Linked DNA regions of Mus musculus: region 2 is linked to region 1. Evidence: chromatin loops called from intact Hi-C (ENCODE). Cell type or tissue: heart. All regions are shown on one strand. Region 1 holds the start of Lgr6 (leucine-rich repeat-containing G protein-coupled receptor 6). Region 2 overlaps Lgr6 (leucine-rich repeat-containing G protein-coupled receptor 6).

Evidence for each region. Peaks named below come from ENCODE experiments on the same cell type or tissue, not always from the same donor. Only the 100,000 strongest peaks of a DNase experiment are listed, where the experiment ranks them.
Region 2: a loop joins it to region 1, with 5 times the contacts of the local background. A loop is called at or near these places in 8 of 42 quality-filtered maps.

What each region holds. Positions count from the first base shown.
Region 1 is chr1:135,103,649-135,108,648 of GRCm38, reverse strand. Lgr6 (leucine-rich repeat-containing G protein-coupled receptor 6) reads left to right here and starts at 3,373. Exons shown (of 18, transcript NM_001033409.3): 1 at 3,373-3,720. The coding sequence starts at 3,509. It also overlaps the pseudogene Ptprv. In heart, a CTCF peak has its summit at 2,493 (motif pointing right); a DNase peak (open chromatin) is centred at 2,518; H3K4me3 peaks cover 1,224 bases; H3K27ac peaks cover 356 bases; H3K27me3 peaks cover 4,375 bases.
Region 2 is chr1:135,027,779-135,032,778 of GRCm38, reverse strand. The region is part of intron 4 of Lgr6 (leucine-rich repeat-containing G protein-coupled receptor 6); the gene reads left to right. Among named protein-coding and RNA genes, the nearest start is that of Ube2t, 68 kb to the right of the region's middle. In heart, a CTCF peak has its summit at 2,461 (motif pointing left); no DNase peak of the experiment used is centred here; H3K27me3 peaks cover 799 bases.

The DNA.
Region 1 (5,000 bases):
CAGGCTGCCCCGAGCTAGGAAGTGACCTGTGCCCTGCTAGGCATCACGTTCCAGCAAATCCACCCAGGCCTGGCTTCCCCAGGAGAACAGATCTATCGGCCTCACGCTGTCAAAGGGCAGAGTCTGGGAATAAAGAGACATGGTCAAACTCATGGTTGTGTCTGCTTCTGCATCCTTCAATCTAGGGCATGGGTGACAGCCGGAGCTTGGTCTAGCTAAGCCTGTTGGCTAAAGCTGGCATACTCTTGACTATTCCCAGCTATTCCCTGTTCTCTAACCTTCTGCTTTTCCAGTGTATTCAGACATCAAACTTTCTACCTGTCTTAGTTACGGTTTCCATTGCTGTGAACAGACACCATGACCAAGGTAGCTCTTATAAAGGACATGATTTAATTGGGGCTGGCTTACAGGTTCAGAGGTTCCGTCCATTATCATCAATGTGGTTCGCATGGCGGTGTTCAGGCAGGCATGGCACTGGAGGAGCTGAGAAATCTACATCTTGTTTCAAAGATAAACAGAGAACTGGCTTCCAGGCAGCTAGGATGAGGGTCCTTAAAGCCTATGCCCACGGTGACACACTTCCTCCAACAAGGCCATATCTCCAAATAGTGCCACTCCCTGGGCCAAGTATATTCAAACTACTCCTAACATCCTGCGATGCTGAGCCCTATTTACTTATTGTTCTTTCTCCATTTTTCTCATCTGCCACTGGACCCCCTTGTCTATCTCCAGGGGCTATCCTCAGTCACTGTAGGCTCCTTGCCAGAGTAGAGGTGCTAATGCCACACTGTGACCCTTAAGTAAGGAACCAGGGGTGGCTCTGGTTGAACCTGTCAAGTTTCCCCCATTCCTGCACTGTCTTCCTTTCTTTTATACAGGCCACGCCCATGGCAGCAGTAGCCAGGTTTCTCATTGGCTAACTTGGTTCTTAGCCGTATGCAAGGGTCCGATGGTCTGCTTCGGTGAAGAAGTGGAAGGAAAGCTTTATGGGTCCTGGGAGGTAGTCAGTTTGTAGAATTCTTGCCTTGTATGCATGATATCCCGGTCCAGGGTTTGATCCCCTAATAGCGCATAGACTATGCATGGTAGCCCATGACTGGAATCCCAGCACTCAGGATGTAAAGACAAGAAGATCCGAACTCAAGATCATCCTTAGCTACATAGCAAGGGTGAGGCTAGCCTGGGCTACAGGAGATCCTGACTCAAGAAACAAAAGTAACAAAAAAACCCTAAGTAACAAAAGGGGGCGCTGGGCTGTCAGAAGCTCAATGGGCACCAGTGCTTGGTGCCAAACCTGATAACCTGGGCTCAATCTCTGGGACACATATGGTGATGGAGAGAATGGACTCCCACCGATTGGTCTCTGGTTACATACTTACGTCATGTGCCATGGCACATGTGCCCATGCTACCCTTACACAAAATGTGTGTGTGTGTGTGTGTGTGTGTGTGTGTGCCTGCATGTATGTCTGTGTGAGAGTGTCAGATCTTGGAGATACAGTTGTGAGTTGCCACGTGGTTGCTGGGAATTGAACCTGTGTCCTCTGGAAGAGCAGTGCTCTTAACCACTGAACCGTCTCTACAATCATACCCATACACAAGACAAGTGTACTTAAAAAAAAAGTGGGGCTTTCTACTAGCGAGGAGCTTTCCCAAAGTGAGAATGGGTTCTTGTGACCCCCTAGGACTGAACATTAATGTTTTCTTCAGTACTGCATTTCTCAGGAGTCCAAGGGTTGGCCCCAGAGTGACTCTCCATCCTGTGGGCAGGCTGGACACTCAGCTCTGAGTTGCCCAAGCCCACTTCAGAAGGCTGCTCCAGAGGTGGAAAGGGGCCCAAGTGTGATTTTCCAGCTTTGGCTGGGGACTTGGAGCAGCATGAATGGTGTGTGTGTGTGTGTGTGTGTGTGTGTGTGTGTGTGTGTGTGTATGAGGGGTTAGAGCCAAGGTGAAGGCAAGGGGTAAGCGAGAGTAAATACAGAGGGGGCTTCTGCTTGCAGGTCTGTGTGGCTGTGGAGGGACCTTCTTACAGGCTCATCTTGTAGTTCTATCACAGCTGCGGCTGGAGCCCTGGAAGCACAGCACAGTTCTTTTGGCTTCTTGGTCTGACTATGCAGCTTCCCCTCTGCGGGCCCTGCGGCGTCCGCAAAGATAGAGAGGGGTTGATGAAGTGTTTGGGATATAGAAGTAAAAGGTGGAGGGTATCTTGGCTACCTCCGTGTGGTCCTCATGGACCATGGGGATCAAACTGCTCCCAACTTGGTCTAGTTCCATCCTGGGGCTTGGCTCAGGGAAAGATCTGGAGACCAGAGAAAGCAAAAGGACACGTGAAGGAAGCACTGCTAGCCCAGGCTGGCCTAAGAAGAGAGCTGAGTCTTGACTCCAGTTTTAGCCACTATTGCCCTTGCTCTCCAAGGTCCTGGGATTATAGATGGATTATAGATGGAATCGGGCCCTTAAGGTGCTTGAGCTGCATCTGTAGTACTGGGCCTCCAGGTGGCGCCAATCAGCCGACTCGCTGGCAAGCTCTGGCAACCAGCTGTGCGGAGGGCAGCCCCTCTGCTGTCCTGGGTCCCGAGATCAAGGTTCAGGGTGATCTCTAGACCTTAGATCTTATAGTCTACATGAGTTCATTTCCATGCCCTGTGCATCAGGTGGAATCTACGCCAGTTGCTTGGTGTTGAGGAGTGGCTCCTCAATGAGGGGGCCCCTCCTCATTCCTACTACCAACCTGCGACCACGTCCTTCCTCCTTGAGACCTTCTTCCTTCCCTGGTCGGAATGGGTGTAAAGGAGTGATCTGGGCACTAGTTCTGAGGCTGTCCCCAACTGCCGTGTGACCTTGAACATCTCTTTCTCTCGGGTCTCTTTTCCCATCAGCCTAAAATCTGGTAGTGGGGCTCAAGTCTGTGGAACTCTCTTTTGTTGTTGTTTTTTTGTTTTGTTTTGTTTTTTGTTTGTTTGTTTCTCCCCTGATGGTCTCTGGTCCCTTGAGACCCTGTGGCTGTTCCCAAAGTCAAAAAGAATTCGACCCCATAGGCCCAGCTCTGGGGCACCCTTTCTAAACAAGTGCAGGTCTCTGATGTGCTGGCCCTTCCTAGCTTTCTTTGGGTTTCTTTGCTTTCTTCACCGCCCCTCTCCTACCCCACGCCCCCGATGAAATTCCTGCCAGCTGGGAAGGAAGGAGGGAAGGGGAGCGAGCCACAGCGTAGAAAGTTTCCTTGACTCCTCCTCCCAGCCCCCCCACCCCACCCCCGTGTCTCCCTCCCTCGCCAAGCCCAGCCTGTGAAACTGAATAACGAAGATCACTCAACAATGCCTGCCCCTCTCTGACTGCACCGTCCCGCCGCCGCTGCCGCCGCCGCGCCCAAGCCAAGTCGAGCGGGGGCGTTGCCCACCGACGGCGCAGCCCTCGGGCCCGCCCGGGACCAGGAGGTGAGCCGCGCGCGCACAACTCCGTGCGCTCGCCCGTCTGAGCGCCCGCCAGGTGCCCCGCAGCCCGCCGCCGAGATGCACAGCCCGCCTGGGCTCCTGGCGCTGTGGCTTTGCGCTGTGCTGTGCGCATCGGCGCGCGCGGGCAGCGACCCCCAGCCTGGCCCGGGGCGTCCCGCCTGCCCGGCTCCCTGCCACTGCCAGGAGGACGGCATCATGCTGTCCGCTGACTGCTCCGAGCTCGGGCTCTCAGTGGTGCCTGCGGACCTGGACCCCCTGACGGCTTACCTGTGAGTACTCACCTGCTGGTACCTGTTATTCGTAATGGCCGCCTGCCCCGCAAACACTCGTTTGGTGCCCTTGGACATGCGCATCCCCAAGAGGGCTCTTCCTTTTCCAAGAGTGAAGGACTGGGAAGCTAGTCTTAGAACTTGGGAAACTGAGGCAAGAAATGAGCCTAGGCCTCCCTGCTACCTTTCCCAGGTGTTTCTCCCCCACCCCTATGGGCTTAATGTGGGACCTGGTGAAGTGCAGTGTGAACGCCAAGCAAGAAAGTGGTGTGTGTGTGTGTGTGTGTGTGTGTGTGTGTGTGTGTGTGTGTGACAGTATATTCTTTTGCTGTCCTCCTCAGAAGAACACTGCCCAGGATTGATGAAGGCAAAAGTTAGTGCTCTGTTAGGAGGTGAGGGAAGTTTGCCCTGGTAGGGATGAAATGGGTTCTTCCACCACAGCAGGAAGCGGCACTGCCCCACTGAGGCAGGGGGCTTTGGTGAAGGGTCCACGCAGCTCTCCTCTCCTTAGTTAGGGACTCTGCCAGTACCATCTTCTTGTGTGGAGGTCTCCTACCCCCTCCCCAGGCCTCCCTGAAGTCTTGTCCCAGGAGGCTGTGTTAGAGACACTAATTTGTGGGCAGGCTTCAAGACTGAAAACCAGAGAACCATTTTTAGAGTCTGAGTTGGGGTGAGGTGGTGCACGAAGGGGACCCTATTGGGGGTAGCCGGCTCAGAATCGGGAGAGCCGGAAGCTGTAGCTGATCACTACCTGGGCAGGAGTGGGTGGGAGCATAGCCCGGACCTCTTGGCCCTGACCCCTGCTGCAGGGAGAGGAAACCCCCTGGCCTCCCCTGCTATCCCTTAGAAGAAGGAGAGAAGGTGGGAAGATCTGGGTAGAAAGTCTGGCCAGAGCTCCCTCAGGCCTGAGAGAGGCTCTCTCGGCTTTGGGATCCTAGAATTGAGGATCGCTGAGGAAGAGGCAGCCGGGCTTGTTCCCAGAGGCTCGGCAATAGAGCTGGTGGGGCCAGGGTGCGATGAGAGGGTGGTGTCCTGGTAAAAGTGGGGGATCCTGAACTAGTGCCCCTTGTGGGGCTCCTTCCATATCGCGATTACCTCCCCGCCCCCATATCCTTCTTCACTCCAAAAGAAACAGTTGTGGGAACAGAAACACCCATATTCCAGAAGGACAAACCAAGTCCTGTACAGCCCCTAGGGGTGATGGGAGAGGTGGGCACAGGTATTCACAGCAGAGCTGTGAGGGTGCCCAGCACCAAGCAGAGAGCAGCAGGTCTGGGCCC
Region 2 (5,000 bases), 76 kb after region 1:
CAGAGTCAGGGTTGGCTCTCCCACCTGCGGGCAGGCGGGCAGGCGGGCAGAAGCAACTCTGGAAGTTCTTAGTCCCCAAAGGCAGGTTCTGCTTGGCAGTAAAGAAGCCCCCATCAGCCCCTTCCACTCCCAGGTGGCAGGGAAACCTACTTATCCCAGGGGCCTAGGCACCCCAGTGGAGCCTGAACCCTCCCTCAAAGTGGATAGGAATGATTTCTGCAGAAGGTGCCCATCCTATGAAGGAGCCAGGTGGGAGAGATTTCTTTGCAGCAGGGTGCTGACCCTTGCAGGTCTCTAAGAGTCAGGCCACCCTAGTGGTAGTGGTGGTGGTGGTGGGATTAGAGCTAGTTTACTGCTTTCCCATGGGGCAGAAGGCTTGAGTCTTTTGAACTCAACACCGGGTGTTAGCCTCAAAGCCAAGGTCTCCAAGACCTACCATTTCCAGGTGCCCTGCTCCTTCCTGGGGTCACCAGCGCATCTCTAGATTGGCTGTTAAAGGGATAGAAGAAGGAGGGTGCCAATGGGGACATCAGTGCCATACACAGGCTAAAAGGAAGGGACGTGTGGCTGCAGCTAACAGCTAAACCCTCCTCCCCCCCAACTCTCCACACAGGAGCAGTTGCCAGATAAAACTCAAATACATTTCCAGATTTCTTTTAATGGGGCTCAGTGGCTGAAAGCACATATTACCCTGAAGAGGACCCTAGTGTAGTTCCCGGTATCCACATGATTCACAAACCATCCCTAAATTCCAATCCAGGAGATCTGATGCCCTCTTCTGACCTCCATGGGCACCAGGCATGAATTCAATGCACATAAATACATGCAGGAAAACACTCATACACATAAAATAAATAGATCTAAAACATTTTTAAATGTTTTCTTTTTATTTGTAACTGATGTGCATGTGTATTGTGATATCTGTGAGTATCTGCATGTGAGTGTAGCTGCCTACAGGGACCAGAGTCATCAGATTCTTGTGGAGTTGGAATTGCAGATAGTTGTGAACTGTCTGACATGGGTGTTGTAACCCAAACTCAGGTCTTCTGCGTGAGCAAGATGTATTTTAATCTCTTGCTGCACCATCTCTCCACCCCCTAAAATAAAAGTCTTACCAGGGGGTGGGGTGGGGACACACTTACCCTTTATCTGATATTTAAATTTTACTGGGCGTGGTTTTAAATATTACATGGGACAAATTTTTGCTAAAGGTCTTCATTTACATGCAATTCAATTTTAATTGGACAGAATGCATGCTGTTATTGCTGCCTACCGGACAGGGTCTCACTTTGAAGCCCAAGCTTGCCTTGAACTCATTAAGCAGTCCAGGCTGGCCTTGAACTCTTGACCCTCTTGCCCCATCTCTAGGGCTTGTACTTCAGGTGTGTCCCGCCAGGCCCTCCTGGCAGCATGTGTTTCAGTTCACTGTACCCAACAGTGCCATCCTGGGTTTGCTCCACCACAGAGCCCAGCTGGCGTGAGTGGAATGTGTAACTTCCCGGATCACCTCAAACTCGAATACAGGCTAGAATGACTTCATATTCTTGTCCTATTTCTCTCAGTTTGCTGATTCGCTTGACTTTCAACTTTGCCACTTCCCCATCTCCAAGTACCAGGAACAGGGATACAAACGGCCCTGTGGTCCAACAGCCTAGAACAGCTCTACCATAGATGTGTGAGCTATAGAGGCATCCTGGCTCCCTGCCCAAGGAGAAGAAGGGCTGGAGGGTCCTGCAATCAGTCCTTCCTTGAGAGGTGAGAAGGAGGAGGCCTTTCCGAGTGAGGTTGAAACACAGGACGCAGGAAGTCTTTGGATGCTAAATGACTAGCCTGGTTTCAGGGGCCCTACACAAGCTCTCGTGCCTATGGTTTGCACAAAATGCAGGAAGTGGGCTGCTCAGGACTGTAGTGTGCACGTGGAAGCATGTGATGCACGTGCAAAGGCCTACGTGTGTGCTCACACATGTCCATTCACACAGAAGTGACTTTCTGGAGTTGGCAAGATGGCTCAGTGGTAAGGGCACTTGCTGCCACGCCTTATGAACTGAGTTCAGTCTCCTGGGTTGGGACTCCGAGACCCACATGGTGGGAGGAATGAGCTGACTCCTGTAAGCTGTCCTCTGACCTCCACATGTGAGCCCACAAACATGCAAAAGTAAATAAATAACTGAAAAACAAGTTGTTTTTAAAATAACTGACTTCTATCCATCTTAGGCTCACAGGATTAAAAGTTGCCCCCATCTCACCCCCACATACATCCTGTCCCACTTCCTGTCTCCCTTAAGTAGGTGAGCAGGTTCTCGCCTCCCCTGATGTGTTGGAGTGTCAGCATCACGCAGTGGGAAGGTTCATGGATTTGAGTGTCAGCAGACAAGGGTTCAAATCTCATGACTTTGGCTCACTAGCTGAGTGACTTAGCCCAATCTCTGTAAAGTGGGGATAGTTAGAGCCACCTTGTGGTAGTGTTGAGCAGTCACATACCTGTACCTGGCCCTATAACTAGCATATGACAAGTGCTCAGAAATAGAAACAGTGACTACTGGTGGTGTCATGGTTACTGGATTCCCTATGGCTAAAGATATCACATGTACAGTGACAGAGGACCATGTCTGTGGTGACATGAATCCTTAGGAATAGAGAGCACTCACTGTAGAGATCTCTGGCCTCATCAGGTTATTATTAAAATTAATTATTTTAATTAGTTCACAAAATAATGAGTTTTATTATGACATAATGCATATCATTGTTCTCCAATCATATTTCCCATCCTCTTCTACTCTTCTTTGAACTTCCTGCCAACTTCTGCTGGTCTCTCAATGGTTTCACCTTCTACTTTTAAAAAAGGATTTGTTGCCGGGCAGTGGTGGCACATGCCTTTAATCCCAGCACTTGGGAGGCAGAGGCAGGCGGATTTCTAAGTTCCAGGTCAGCCTGGGCTACAGAGTGAGTTCCAGGACAGCCAGGGCTATACAGAGAAACCCTGTCTCGAAAAAAAAAAAAAAAAAGATTTGTTTTACTTTTGTGTGTAGAAGTGTTTTCCTGCATATATATGTATATATGCATATGGTATAGATATACTTTTATAGGTATGAGTATTATTCCTGAATATATATCTACATATCATCTATATATAGATTCATATCTTTCTATATAATCTACCTACCATTTGCATGCAGTTCCCATGGAAGGCAGAAGAGGGCATCAGATCCCCTGAAACTGGAGTTACAGATGCTTTTGAATCACCATATGGGTACTGGGAACTGAACCCAGGCCCTGTGTAAGAACAAGTGCTCTTAGCTTGTGAACCATCGCTCCAGCCCACCTTCTGCTTTAATGCCATATAAACATATACTATGTGTGTATGCATAGTTATAATTACATTATGCATGAGAAAAATAGGCAATATTTGTTCTTTTCTCCATGCCCCATTGTCTTCTCTTGTTTCTGCCCCCTTTTAGGCTTTTCTCTAATAACATATAATATTCCTTAATATTATATGTTTCATATAATATTTTCATATCACATTATGTATATATCTATTATATCCATCTATATGTATGTATATAGATAAATACATGCATGTTTACTTATTTATTTTTTATAGTCTTGAGCATACTATGCAACTATTTTGCCATTGAGCTATATCGCCAGTCTATACATATTATATATTTAGTCAAGATTCCATATACAATAGAAAACTCTTATATGGTTTTTATCTCTCTGAGTCACATAACACAATCCTCATATAGATTTCACTGACATGGCATGACTATTTTAATGTGTAAATAAAGCTCATTATCTGTATGCACCATGTGTTTTTACCCATTCCCCTGTTGATGGGCATCTGGTTTCCTTATCTTGGCTCTTGTACATAGCAGCGATAAACACAGAGGTTCAGGTTCTTCCCACCATCTATGCTGACGTGATGGAGGTCTTTCCAAATTGCAGCCTTCAGAGTGTGTCCTAATAATTTTGTCCTTATAACCAAAGGCTGTATGTCAGCCTGTCCCTCAGATTCCCCTTGATGCCTAGCTGGGGAGTTTCTCCCAGGGATGCATGAGACCGTCAGGGATGGTACTGCTAACGTAACTTAGGCAAGACACAGAAGCGCTGCTGGCCTTTTCTGAACAGGCTTGTGCTGTTAGGATAAAGGAAAATCACTTCTTCCCACCTTTCTGGTCAAGCAATTCCCCCCTTTGGATTCAGGATTGTGTACTTCAAGCTTTGTGAACAAGACCTGAGGCTTCCAAAATGGATATGAGAAGTCTGTGTGGGGAAGCCATGGCTCAGAGCTAAGACCCATTCAAGACAGCAGAGTCTAAGCATAAATACAAGAGCTTGTCACAGATCAGTTTGTCTTTGCTCCCTGTGCAGGACAACAGAGTTTCAGTCTAAGCCCCAGACTAAGAGGCAGAAACAGTAGCATCTCATGGCTTGGGCAGACCTGTGAAAAGATAAGTTATCTTATTCTGTCTATCTGCAGAACTAATAAATCCTCTAGGGATCATATCAAGTGTTTTGTGCTCTGGAATCTCTGTTCACATAGTCACCCATCTTTCACTTACCTGTTCTGAGAAGCAGCAAATAAAAGGTGTCTCCGTCAGTGATCTGTAGCTATGAGGAAATTCCATGGTCAATACAACTATTATGACAAAGCATGTAACTGGAGACATGCTTATAGTTTCAGAGATTTAGTCCATCATCGTCATGGTAGGGAGCACAAGCCTGCTTGAAACAGGTCAGCAATGCTTTTGTGTCTTGCCTATTTTTCTTTAGCAGTACCCTCCCTGATGGTCTCATGCATCCCTGGGAGAAACTCCCCAGCTAGAGGTGCTGGTATGGGCTTTTGAAACCTCAAAGCCCATCCCCAGTCACACTCTTCCTTTTACAAGGCTACACCTCTCAATCCTTCTAATCCTTTCAAATGGTGCCACTGCCTAGTGATTAAACATTCAGATATATGAGCTTATGGGGGCCATTCTTATTCAAACCACCACAAA